Linked DNA regions of Homo sapiens: region 2 is linked to region 1. Evidence: read pairs that join two places in POLR2A ChIA-PET (ENCODE). Cell type or tissue: HepG2. All regions are shown on one strand. Links, peaks and the distances in the headings refer to the core of each region. The heading gives the core; the rest is flanking DNA.

Region 1 (5,384 bases), core at 1-5,000:
ATTGTTTACCTTGACAGACATGGATTGCTGTCTGTTTTATTGTGTTTTTCTAATTTGGATTCGTTTTTTAAAGCATGACCTTGAGATTGCTAATATGCCACACCCTAATTTTTTGGTAGCAATTTATGAAAGTTGAGTTGTGACTTAAGGCCTCTTACAGCAGTCAAAAGGTAAGGTACCTTTATTCAAAGGGGCCTTTACTGTAATGTACAGTTTTTCTGTCAGTAAATTTCAGTTTTTAGGTTTTTGTACTGCAGAAAAATGACCTTGTCGGTTTAGCCATTGCTGCATTGCACCATTTTACATACAAGGCAAATTTTTTCTTTGAAGAATCCAGGATATCTAAACTTGTAACTGAGGGCCATAGAGAAGCCTTGTAGTAGTAAATTATAGTAAATAGACATATCAGAAAGTTATATGAATGAAAAAATGTACATTTAAAAACAAAATCACTTAAAGGACCCTTTGACTGATGCCTCTCAGTTTATATTTTTATGTGACTTTATATTTCTTTTGATACACTTGACATTTTAGGAAATTTTGATGTGATTTATCAAAACCTTTACTTGATGGTTAGAGTTCCTGCATTTATGAAATCAAATCTGTAATAACAGAAATCCTGGAATACTCTTAATATATACTTCTATTTTGTGTTTGTTACTGTGATTAATATTTGCAGTTGTATATTTTACATTTAAATTATTTTAAGGTTTGCATTTGTATGCTTAAGACATTGATTTCCTGTTGGTAGATGTATTTTATCCTCACAATTTAGATGTAGCTGCTTTAAATTTATTGATGTATTTCGACAGAGTCGTCTGGAATGCTTTATCTTCTGAAGCTTAAAAATGTACTGTTTGTGCAAATCATGATCTGTTTCACATTCCTTGGAGTACCTTGTTAGTGATGAAGTAATAAAGCCTCTAAGATGTTTTTGTTGTATGACCTCTGTATATTAATTTTTAAAAGTACATATGAATGCATTTTTTGATGTGTTCTTTATGCATTTTCATATTATAAATTTTAAATCATGCAGTTTAACAAGGATGTGATTCATTATGTGGTTTTCCTTCCCAATTTTTACTTTTCTAATTTTTATAAATAATACACTTTTCTATTAGGCTAGTGAATTTGAAAGTTTTGAACATGATGTGTTACTAATATGCTGAATTCTATTTATTTTATTTGACTGAAAGCATATTGAGCCTTGCTTTAGAAAATAAGTTACCAAATTTTTTTGCATTGAGTTGTCACCCAGTTTGTAGTGCTGTCTTAATTGAATTGCCCATGTAAATTACTAGATTAAATTGAGGACAGAAAAGTTTTTTACTCATCCTAAGCTGTTTTTTTCTGGAAAGTAATGACAATTTGAAGAAATGAGAACCTCCAGATATATTTGGCAAATTATTAAAGATTCAGCACTAAAATTGTTGCTCCCTTGAGTGTATCATTTGCATAGGTCTCACATGGGTTTTGGCTCTCTTATGCAAGGTTTGTGGTTAACATCATTGATCAGACTGTGCTTTCTAATTCTAAAAAATTGAGCAGTGTTGGTATTCTTTCAGTATTTTTACTCTCACCTGGAAAACTACCTGGAAGTTGTCAGGCATTTGCTTACTGGTAGTGGAGGTTACAGCTGTACATGAAGCATGTACTGACTGTACTTTTAAATTGGTTTGTCAAGTATACTTTGAATCATATACCTGATGGATGTCCAAAAATATTTAAGACTCTTTGAAAAGAAGATAGTTACTTTTAAATTAGTTACCCTAAATTTCATATCTTAATACATGTACATAATTATGACATCACTTCCTTTTAAAATGTGCAGCTGTAGAATGTTAGTGGTGTTTTAATGTGGTAGATTAATATTACTTCTACTGAGCTGAACTGTCCCTGTAATTAGTACTTGGTTCCTTCTGCCATCAGAGTTTTTATTGCCCAAAGTATAGTGTTTAGGGAATACTACGAAAATCACCTTTGCAGCCTGAGCCACAGAAGAGGAAATGAGTTTGCAGGTCAAGTAAACTTTGGTCTGAGAATTACTTTAGTATCTGGAAAGAATGAGTGCAAGTTTAGGTAAATCTGGTAATACCCTGTTTTTGGAAATAGTGCAGTAGTTAATAGTGGTTATATAAGTTTGTATTTTAATTTGAAGTTAATGCTAAAGTCTGTTATACTTTATCACGATTTTTGAAAATTAAAAACTTTAAAAAACGCGATTTTAAAAACATTTGATTGATATTTGTAAAATTTCTAAGTATTTAAAACAAAGTTCTAATGATGGACATACGAGAAGTATACCATACTTTTTATCTGAATAATTTGCAGCTTGGGGATAACTTAAGTAACATCAAAGAATGAAAACGGGACTGTGTGCACACAAAGAGTTCAGTGTGTTCTCCACGGCACCACGTTAGCAATTTATCTTAAGAATTGAACGAGTTTATTAAATTTATCTCCAAATCGTCTGCCTTTGAGCCAGATTTATTTTTATAACCTGAGGTGCGGGTAAATCCTACAATTTTCAGGGGCGCTTTACCAGATATTCTAAAAGGCTGGGGATGATTAGAAATGGCATAATGCAGTTACTTGTGTACTAGAACAGGCAGTTTAACTGGCAGCCATTTTATGACGCTGATAATACATTAAAAAACGGGATTTTGGAGAAGACTGAATCTAAACTAATAGAAATCTGAAATACCAAAGCCTATTTCCTTCCCCCTCTCTGCTCTTCTGGGGAACTCTGGTGCCGACATAAAAGGCAGTTCGATAGGGCACGCAGCAGCTCTTTGAGCCCCTGGCATCTTGATGCAGGTCCAGCTCAGTCACAAAATGGCTGTTCCTTTGTGCCGCAGCGCTGACAGACATACTGCATTGCACTGTGTACTCGCCAAACAGCAGGAAGTTGCCGTGCCGAGTTCAAAGGCCGGCCGGCGCCGGCGCGGGGTGCTGATTGGCTGTGCGCGCGCCTGGTAACAGCAGGGTCAACGGCGGCGCCTTCGGCAGCCTCCGCCCCGTGACGTCAGACGGCTCCCCTGGGGGGCGGGGAGAGAACGCAGTGACGTCTGGCCGCGTGCGCATGTCGGGCGCTTTCTCCTCCCCCTACCCAGGGAGCCGCACGCCGAGGGGAAAAGGAAGGGAACTCTAGTTGGGACTTTCCGGTGGGCGGCTTCTTTCCTGGACGCGTTTGCTCCTGGCAGTCTTGTCCGCCCTTGCCTGTAGCGGTCCGCACCCTGTAGTGTGTTCTTTTGCCCATTTCCGGGAATGGTTTATCCTCTTTGAGAAGCGGCTGCTTTTGGAGAAAAAGTGCAGGCACTATTTATAAATTTTAAAGGCACTATTTGGAAATCTTAAAATAGAAAATTTGCCCAGTTTTACATTTTCCCTTTTCATACCTTAGCGTCCCTTCTCCCCGCCCCCGTTCAGTGTGAAGAGATGAGTGGGTTTAATTTTGTTACAATTGACCAAAACGTTTGAGTGTCAGAGGCGGATACTTTTATTTTAGTGAAAACCTCTTGACGGGTGTTAACAGCTGTTTAATACATGGCTCATAAACAAAGGGAAGATTATTTGAACTTGTCCCCATGCGTTTTTACTTGGTACCGTACATTTTCTCAGTTGGCATTTGATGGAGAAAAACTCAGGTCAGTATGTGCTAAGTACTATATATTTAAGATTCACAGTGGGATAGTTTAGTAGAAAATAGAAAATTTCACGTTCAATAACATTAAAAAGTGGCAGAATACAGCGTTAGGCAACCATTACTATGTAAGTAAATGTCAGAAAACTACTCTTTTAAGTGTTAATAGCACTTGCTAATGCAGGGTGACTGACAGCTTGGCTGATAGTGGGGTCACTTGGCCAAATCTTCGCAATTATCTTCCCTAGGCCTCCATTTCGGGAATTCTGAGTCCCGGTAAACGGTTGGGTTTATGCTCACTGATTTGCCTTGTTTGGAAACCTTTACAAGGATTTCTGGTTAAAACTTCATCGTTCAGCAACGATGTCTTAATAATTAAATTACACATACTGAATTTAAGCAAGCAAGAAATTCAGTGGATTTATCTACTGTGGACAAAGTTTTTTTCCTGCCATACTAGAGTTTTTTTAGCAGTTGGAGTAGGCTGTCCTGTAGTTAGCCATAGTTTAGAGTTATTTTAGTAAAGTGTGTTACTTCAAAGGAGATGTTGACCCTTCAGTGCAGGTGATATTTGCTTGGGCGTATGTCAAGTTTCTGAATACAGTCTGTGAAAGTTAGAATTCACTATGATAGTGAGTTTTGTAGGTTCTCATAATCTAGGTTCTTTGGGAAGAATTATTTGGATAGTTTGTGAAAACTAGCTGAAATTGCTTTTTCTGTTACAGAGAAGTGTTCATCAAATAATTTGTACCTGATTTTAAAATTATATGCTCAAATGTATATTGCGTATAAAATGCTAACAGAGAATTAAGTGTTTATAGAACTTGATGAACGTTTAACTGTAGCTTCCAACTTAAAGTATACCTGCCACAAGAACGAAAGTAATAATCTCACCTCCCTTTTTGTGTAGAGACTGAATTCTAATTAGTTGTGTTAATAGTATTTGCTGAATACCTTTCAATTCCTAAAACTGGGGTCAAAGTAGTCAACATTGCAGTTAATTATTTTTGAAGAGGATATGAACTATTCTGTTATTTAAGATATTTTAACCTAAATACCATTATGAGTTAAAATGCATACCATGATATAACAATTTACCTATTAACTGTTGACAATCTTGCAGCCAATTAAGTTTTTTATAGAACCAGTGTTCTTAGGTATGTTTGTTGAGCCTTCTACTTTTTTTCCCTTTGATGTGGGGAATAGCATCAAGCAGCAAGAAAAGAGTGTTGATCGATTTCTCTCTCTTTCTCTCTCTCTCTCTGTATCCTTGCCGTTTAAAATATGCACTTTCCAACTAGTATTTGGCCGTTAGGGAGTTAGTATCTTTGTAAAGATTAAGTCAGCAGAGGAAGGTGGGCAAATAATATTTTTGATAAAGACTTTTGGTTGTGACAGTTGTAGCAAGTTATTGCTTGAGGAGTGAATCTGGAAGTTTATTTGAATTTTAACTAAAACTCACAGATTTTATCATTAGTTTACTCTCCCTTACCCCCAAATAAAACAACTGACAGTTATGAGAGACCTCCTGAGACCACCTGGTATTTCCAAACTCCTATCATTTCTCCCATAAAATTTGATACACTAAGTTTGTTTCTGGTATAAAAATTGAGTGACTGCTCTGTGTCAGCCATTAAATTTTTTCTTGCTATGAGCCATCTTTTTTTTTTTTTTTTTTTTAAGATCCTTTAGTTTTTAGCTGCTTCTTGGTAACCTTAGAACTTTGCTTCCTTGAAGAACT
Region 2 (5,385 bases), core at 254-5,253, 72 kb before region 1:
CCTGAGGTCAGGAGTTGGAGACCAGCCTGGCCAACATGGTGAAACCCCGTCTCTACGAAAAATACAAACATTAGCCGGGCGTGGTGGTGCATGCCTGTAATCCCAGCTACGCAAGAGGTAGAGGTGGGAGAATCACGTGAACCTGGGAGGCGGAGGTTGCAGTGAGCTGAGATGGCAACACTGCACTCCAGCCTGGGTGACAGAGTGGGACTCCGTCTTTTTTTTTTTTTTTTTTTTTTTTTTTGAGACGGAGTCTCACTCTGTTGCCAGGCTGGAGTGCAGTGGCGCGGTCTCGGCTCATTGCAACCTCCGCCTCCTGGGTTCAAGCGATTCTCCTGCCTCAGCCCCCCAAGTAGCTGGGATTACAGGCACGTGCCACCACACCCGGCTAATTTTTGTATTTTTTTTTTAGTAGAGATGGGGTTTCACCATGTTAGCCAGGCTGGTCTTGAACTCCTGTCCTCGTGATCTGCCCGCCTTGGCCTCCCGAAGTGCTGGGATTACAGGCGTTAGCCACCGCACCTGGCCGGGACTCTGTCTTAAAAAACAAACAAACAAAAAAACTGAAGTGTATACAACAAGGATTCTCTTGAGGGGAAGCCTGCATCCGATAATTTTACATTTATTAAACTGGTGGTGAAAGAGTTCTATGCAGTTGAAAGGAACAATCAGCTATGTAAATTGCCCTTACTCTGGACTTGAGAAAAGCAGAAGGAACACATCGCCCACTAGGAAGGACTTAAAGTTAGTCTTGAGAGCCTTGTCTTGATGAAAAGACTAAGTGGGGCCAAGGGAAAGCTGGCTGTATTGATGAGAAATGGAAATAAGGCACCTTTCTTTTTTTTTCTTTTTTTTTTTTTTTGAGATGGAGTCTCACTCTGTCACCCAGGCTGGAGTGCAGTGTGCAGTGGTAGTCCGTGATCTCGGCTCACTGCAACCTCTGCCTCCCGGGTTCAAGTGATTCTCCTGCCTCAGCCTCCCTAGTAGCTGGGACTACAGGCGCACGCCGCCACACTCAGCTAATTAAGGCACGTTTCTCAGAGGCTAGAAGCTGCCTAGAAGTTTTTTCACTCTGTTGGAAGAACCAAACCGTATGGCACATAGTAGGATTGTGTCCATCCTGCATGTCTCAAGTCACAATCCTCCAGATATTCAACCAAAGTGCTTGATTCTGTTGGCACAAGGACCATGAAATCTTCAGTAGCTAAGGAGACTCTTTGACAAATAGATTTATTGCATATGATGTAAAAGGGTCTCATTCAGAGAACTACACATTTACTACACATTTACTAGCTGTTAGATGTGAGAAATTGAAGCTTTGAGAATTGTCATTTTGTAAGCACGCTGTAATAATTGTGTTCTCTACAAAAATGGAGAAATACTTAATCTTTGCAGGTTTTTATTAGCTTCGAAAAAGGGAATACAAATATTTTGATACCTGACTTTATTTTAAAGATACTGGCAAGCAAGGAAAGATACTCAGTTTGCTAAATTATAGCATAGATTTGAAAGACGGAAATTTTTTTTTGTTATTTTGATTCTTTCTGATTCAGAACCTGCGTGAGTTTCCATTCCTGGGATAGAGAGCCCTGCCAAAGCCAACTCAGTCTCCTGTTATTGCAGAAATTTAAAGGTTACTTGAGCTGATTGATACCAATTAAAATAAAAGCATCTACTGCCATTTTATTAAACGCCCTATTTAATCTCCACATCCCAAGTTCATTCTCTCTCTCTTTTAAGGCTATACATGGGCCTCAACATTCTCTCTTCTTCAGTATCAGCTGTCCTCATCCCTATTCAAAGTCAGAATGACTTGGAATCTATTCAGGGCTGCTACTTAATTGGATGAAGAAAGTACTCTGTTGCATGCTAACCTCCCAGATTTGAATTAGAACCAAGGTCCTGAATCTACACAAGACCTTTTTCCCTTTCCTTTCTGCATTTATTTCTTTTTTTTCTACATCTTTCTTTTTGAATTTTTTTTTTTTTTTTTTTCTGAGATAGAGTCTTGCTCTGTCGCCAGGCTGGAGTGCAGTGGTGTGATCTTGGCTCACTGCAGTCTCCAACTCTGGTTCAAGCAATTCTCCTGCCTCAGCCTCCGGGTAGCTGGGACTACAGGCATACACCACCATGCCCAGCTAATTTTTGTATTTTTAGTAGAGATGGGGTTTCACCATAGTGGCCAGGATGGTCTCCATCTCTTGACCTCGTGACCTGACCCCCTCGGCCTCCCAAAGTGCTGAGATTACAGGCATGAGCCACCGCGCCCGGCCTCTTTTTGAATTTTTTTAAAAAAACACCTAAAGTTTAGGAAAGTATAAGAGGCCAAAGAAACAAGAGTTCAAAGAAACAAGAGTGTTATACACGCACACTTGCAGAAAGGTAGTAAAATATCTGTATAGTTCTGGCTGTCAAGCTTTTGGACTGAGATATGCGTAAGCAAGGCAAAAAGATCCCATAGTCCAGGAATATCAACCAGTCCAGTTTCCCAAGGAAACTAAAAGTAACTGAAAATGAGAAGGGTGCCATATAGGAAAATTGAAGGTGGGGCATAATTATTAATACACTGCTTTGGAAATGCTGGTATGGAAGATTCATATATGGACTTCAAAGCATACATGTCTTATACTTAGCTATGGGAAAATTATCATCAAAATCTTCATTTATACAAATCACGGGTATTAGAAATAAAATCAGGTATTGTGTACAGTCAGATCCCAGGTTTACACAAACTAGAGGTTTCAATTAAGTTTCCTTCATTTTATAAAACCATGACACAAGCTGTAAATAAAGGAGCTCTGGCTTTAGGCCTTCTTCTGTTTATAGACAGTAAATTTTAATCCTCTGTCCCTGCAGACCAACTCAAAGCAGTAACCTTGGCTACCGTTGCCGCAGAAGAAACACACCCTGCAGATTTCCAGTTCTATATTCAGTCTTAGAAAATTGGTCATGTTGAAAGGGAAAAAACAATTTTACTTTGCCTCAGTTATTGACACCAAGAAGCACTCCTCAGCCTGTTCAGAGGGGAAACAATGAGTCATTCATGCTGTCAGCCCAGGTGGTGCATGAATTCCAGACAGAGGCCGCTGAATTAACCCGTGGAGGCGTCTCTCTGAGCAGAGCCCGCAATGCGCCTGCTTGGGGCTCCCTGCAGCCTCTGGGGGAGGCAGGGCGGCCCAGAGCAGGCCTGTGCTGGAAAGGAACGCGAAGCCCTGTAACCAAGCCTGTACCTCTGCAGTGCTAGTCCCAAGGGGCCTCCGAGCTGTTTGTCACCATGTGATTGGCTCAGGAGAGGGGTGGAGAAATGAAAACACTCTGCCCAGGATATATTTAGTTGAAGTGCAGCTGGGGAAGTGCTTAAACAAGGGAGCTTTTGTCCTTATGTTGAAGTGTTTTTCTTAACTCCTCAAGGGTGAAAAACTTGAGCCACGTACTGATCCCATTCCCCCCCACCACCCCCAATATATTTTCTCTTCTTTAGGAAATGCTCTTATTCTGAAACTTTAGAATTTTCTAGGGTTTGTTGCATAAGAGGAAACTGAATAATTCTGATGCAGAACTGACACAAAATTTAAAGCACAAACTTTTAGTGGGAGACACAGTTAAGAAATTCAAATAATTTCTTAACACATTAGAAGTTTGCATTCTTGCCATTAATTTTCTGTAAGTTCAAACTGGAAATTGGCTATTTTCAAACGGCTTTACTTGAACTAATTTATGGAGTTAAAAACATAATTAAGTGTTATAAGCTGACAGAGCCCTGTTTCACTCGAGCTGATTCACGGTTTCCAGTAATGAAAGATATCCTTCTGCGCTGCTGAGCACAGCTTCTTTGCAACAGATGACTGATGAGCCGTGTAACGGCTCCTGTTCACATCCTCCTCAAAAAATGGCTGAAAACTGCCACCTTGCTGCAAGGCTTTATGTAAATACTGTATATTAGGGCACATTATCTATTATTAAGAAGTAATGTGGCTGGGCACTGTGGCTCATGCCTGTAATCCCAGCACTTTGGGAGGCCGAAGCAGGCAGATCACCTGAGGTCAGTTCAAGACCAGCCTGGCCAATGTGGTGAAACACCTCTCTATGAAAAATACAAAAATCAGCCAGGCGTGGTGGCGCATACCTGGAGTCCCAGCTACTCAGGAGGCTGAGGCATGAGAATCGCTTGAACCCAGAGGGGAGGTTGCAGTAAGCTGAGGTTGCACCACTGAACTCCAGCCTGGATGACAAAAAAAAAAAAAAAAAAAAAATAGCAACACAGGAAATATTTTCCATGAAAATTCCATTTGCAGTTATGAAGCAGGGGCAAAAACTTCTGGACAAGAAGCCCGTGGTTTTGTTGATACTAGCAAAGCAGGCTGTAATAGTGCTCTCCAGAGAAACAGAACCAGTAGGATGTGCATATTTATAGACAAAGATTTCTCTCTCTCTCTTTTTTTTTGAGACAGGTCCTTGCTCTGTCACTCAGGCTGGAGTGCACTGGCGTAATCTTGGCTTCCTGCAGCCTCAACCTCTCCTAGCTCAAGCAATCCTCCTGCCTCAGTCTCACGAGAAGCTGAGACTACAGGTGCATGCCACCATGCCCAGGTAATTTTTAATTTTTTGTAGAGATGGTGTTTTGCCATGTTGCCCAGCCTGGTCTCGAACTCCTGAGCTCAAGCCATCTGCCCGATTCAGCCTCCCAAAGTGCTGGGATTACAGGCATGAGCCTGACTGAGAGAGAGATTTTGTTTAAGGAATCGATCCATGCTTATGGAGGCTAAGTTCAAAATCTGCAGTGTGGGCTGGTAGGCTAGAGACCTAGAAAAGAGCCAGTGTTGTGGTTCAATCCAAAAGATGTCAGCTGACAGAATTCCCAGAATTTCTTCTTGTCTGGAGCCGGGAGAGCGAGAGGGAGTCTCTTGTTCTATTCAGGCCTTCAACTGATGTGATGAGGCCCACCCACAGTATGGAGGGCCATCTGCTGTACTTAATGTTCACCAATTTCAATGTTAATCTCATCCAAAAACACCCTCACAGACACATCCAGGAGAATCTTTGACCAAATGTTTGGGCACTGTGGCCTAACCAAGTTGACACATAAAAGTAACCAACCACAGGTTAACAAACTCATTTTAAAAAATTCATGTGTTAACTTCACTTGTTAAAGTAACAGCATTGCTTACCATGTTGTAGATGTTGTAAAGGTATAAAAACGGGTACCCTTACAACATCTGTATCCCCCTGAAGGCAAGGATCTCTCTCTCTCTCTCTCTCTCCCCCTCTCTCTCCCTCTCCTTCTATCCTGTTCTCCCTCCTCCCTCTTCTCTCCTGGGAGGCTTGCCCTTTCATCCCAGGGACCATGTTGTGAGGAAGTTCATGGAAAAGCCATGTGTAGATATT

What was found. Peaks named below come from ENCODE experiments on the same cell type or tissue, not always from the same donor. Only the 100,000 strongest peaks of a DNase experiment are listed, where the experiment ranks them.
Region 2: POLR2A ChIA-PET joins it to region 1 with 15 read pairs; 33 of 35 experiments call an interaction of 5 or more read pairs at or near these places.

The regions. Positions count from the first base shown.
Region 1 is chr15:92,901,362-92,906,745 of GRCh38, forward strand. The region is part of intron 2 of CHD2 (chromodomain helicase DNA binding protein 2); the gene reads left to right. It overlaps MIR3175 (microRNA 3175), which reads left to right and starts at 3,038; the gene lies at 3,038-3,114. RefSeq lists enhancers at 2,571-3,770, 2,632-2,811, 3,092-3,331 and a silencer at 2,882-2,931. In HepG2, for the core only: no CTCF peak of the experiment used is centred there; a DNase peak (open chromatin) is centred at 3,000; H3K4me3 peaks cover 4,767 bases.
Region 2 is chr15:92,828,754-92,834,138 of GRCh38, forward strand. No RefSeq gene overlaps it. Among named protein-coding and RNA genes, the nearest start is that of CHASERR, 51 kb to the right of the region's middle. RefSeq lists enhancers at 2,936-2,985, 3,366-3,565, 4,322-4,381. In HepG2, for the core only: no CTCF peak of the experiment used is centred there; DNase peaks (open chromatin) are centred at 3,198 and 3,818; H3K4me3 peaks cover 1,503 bases.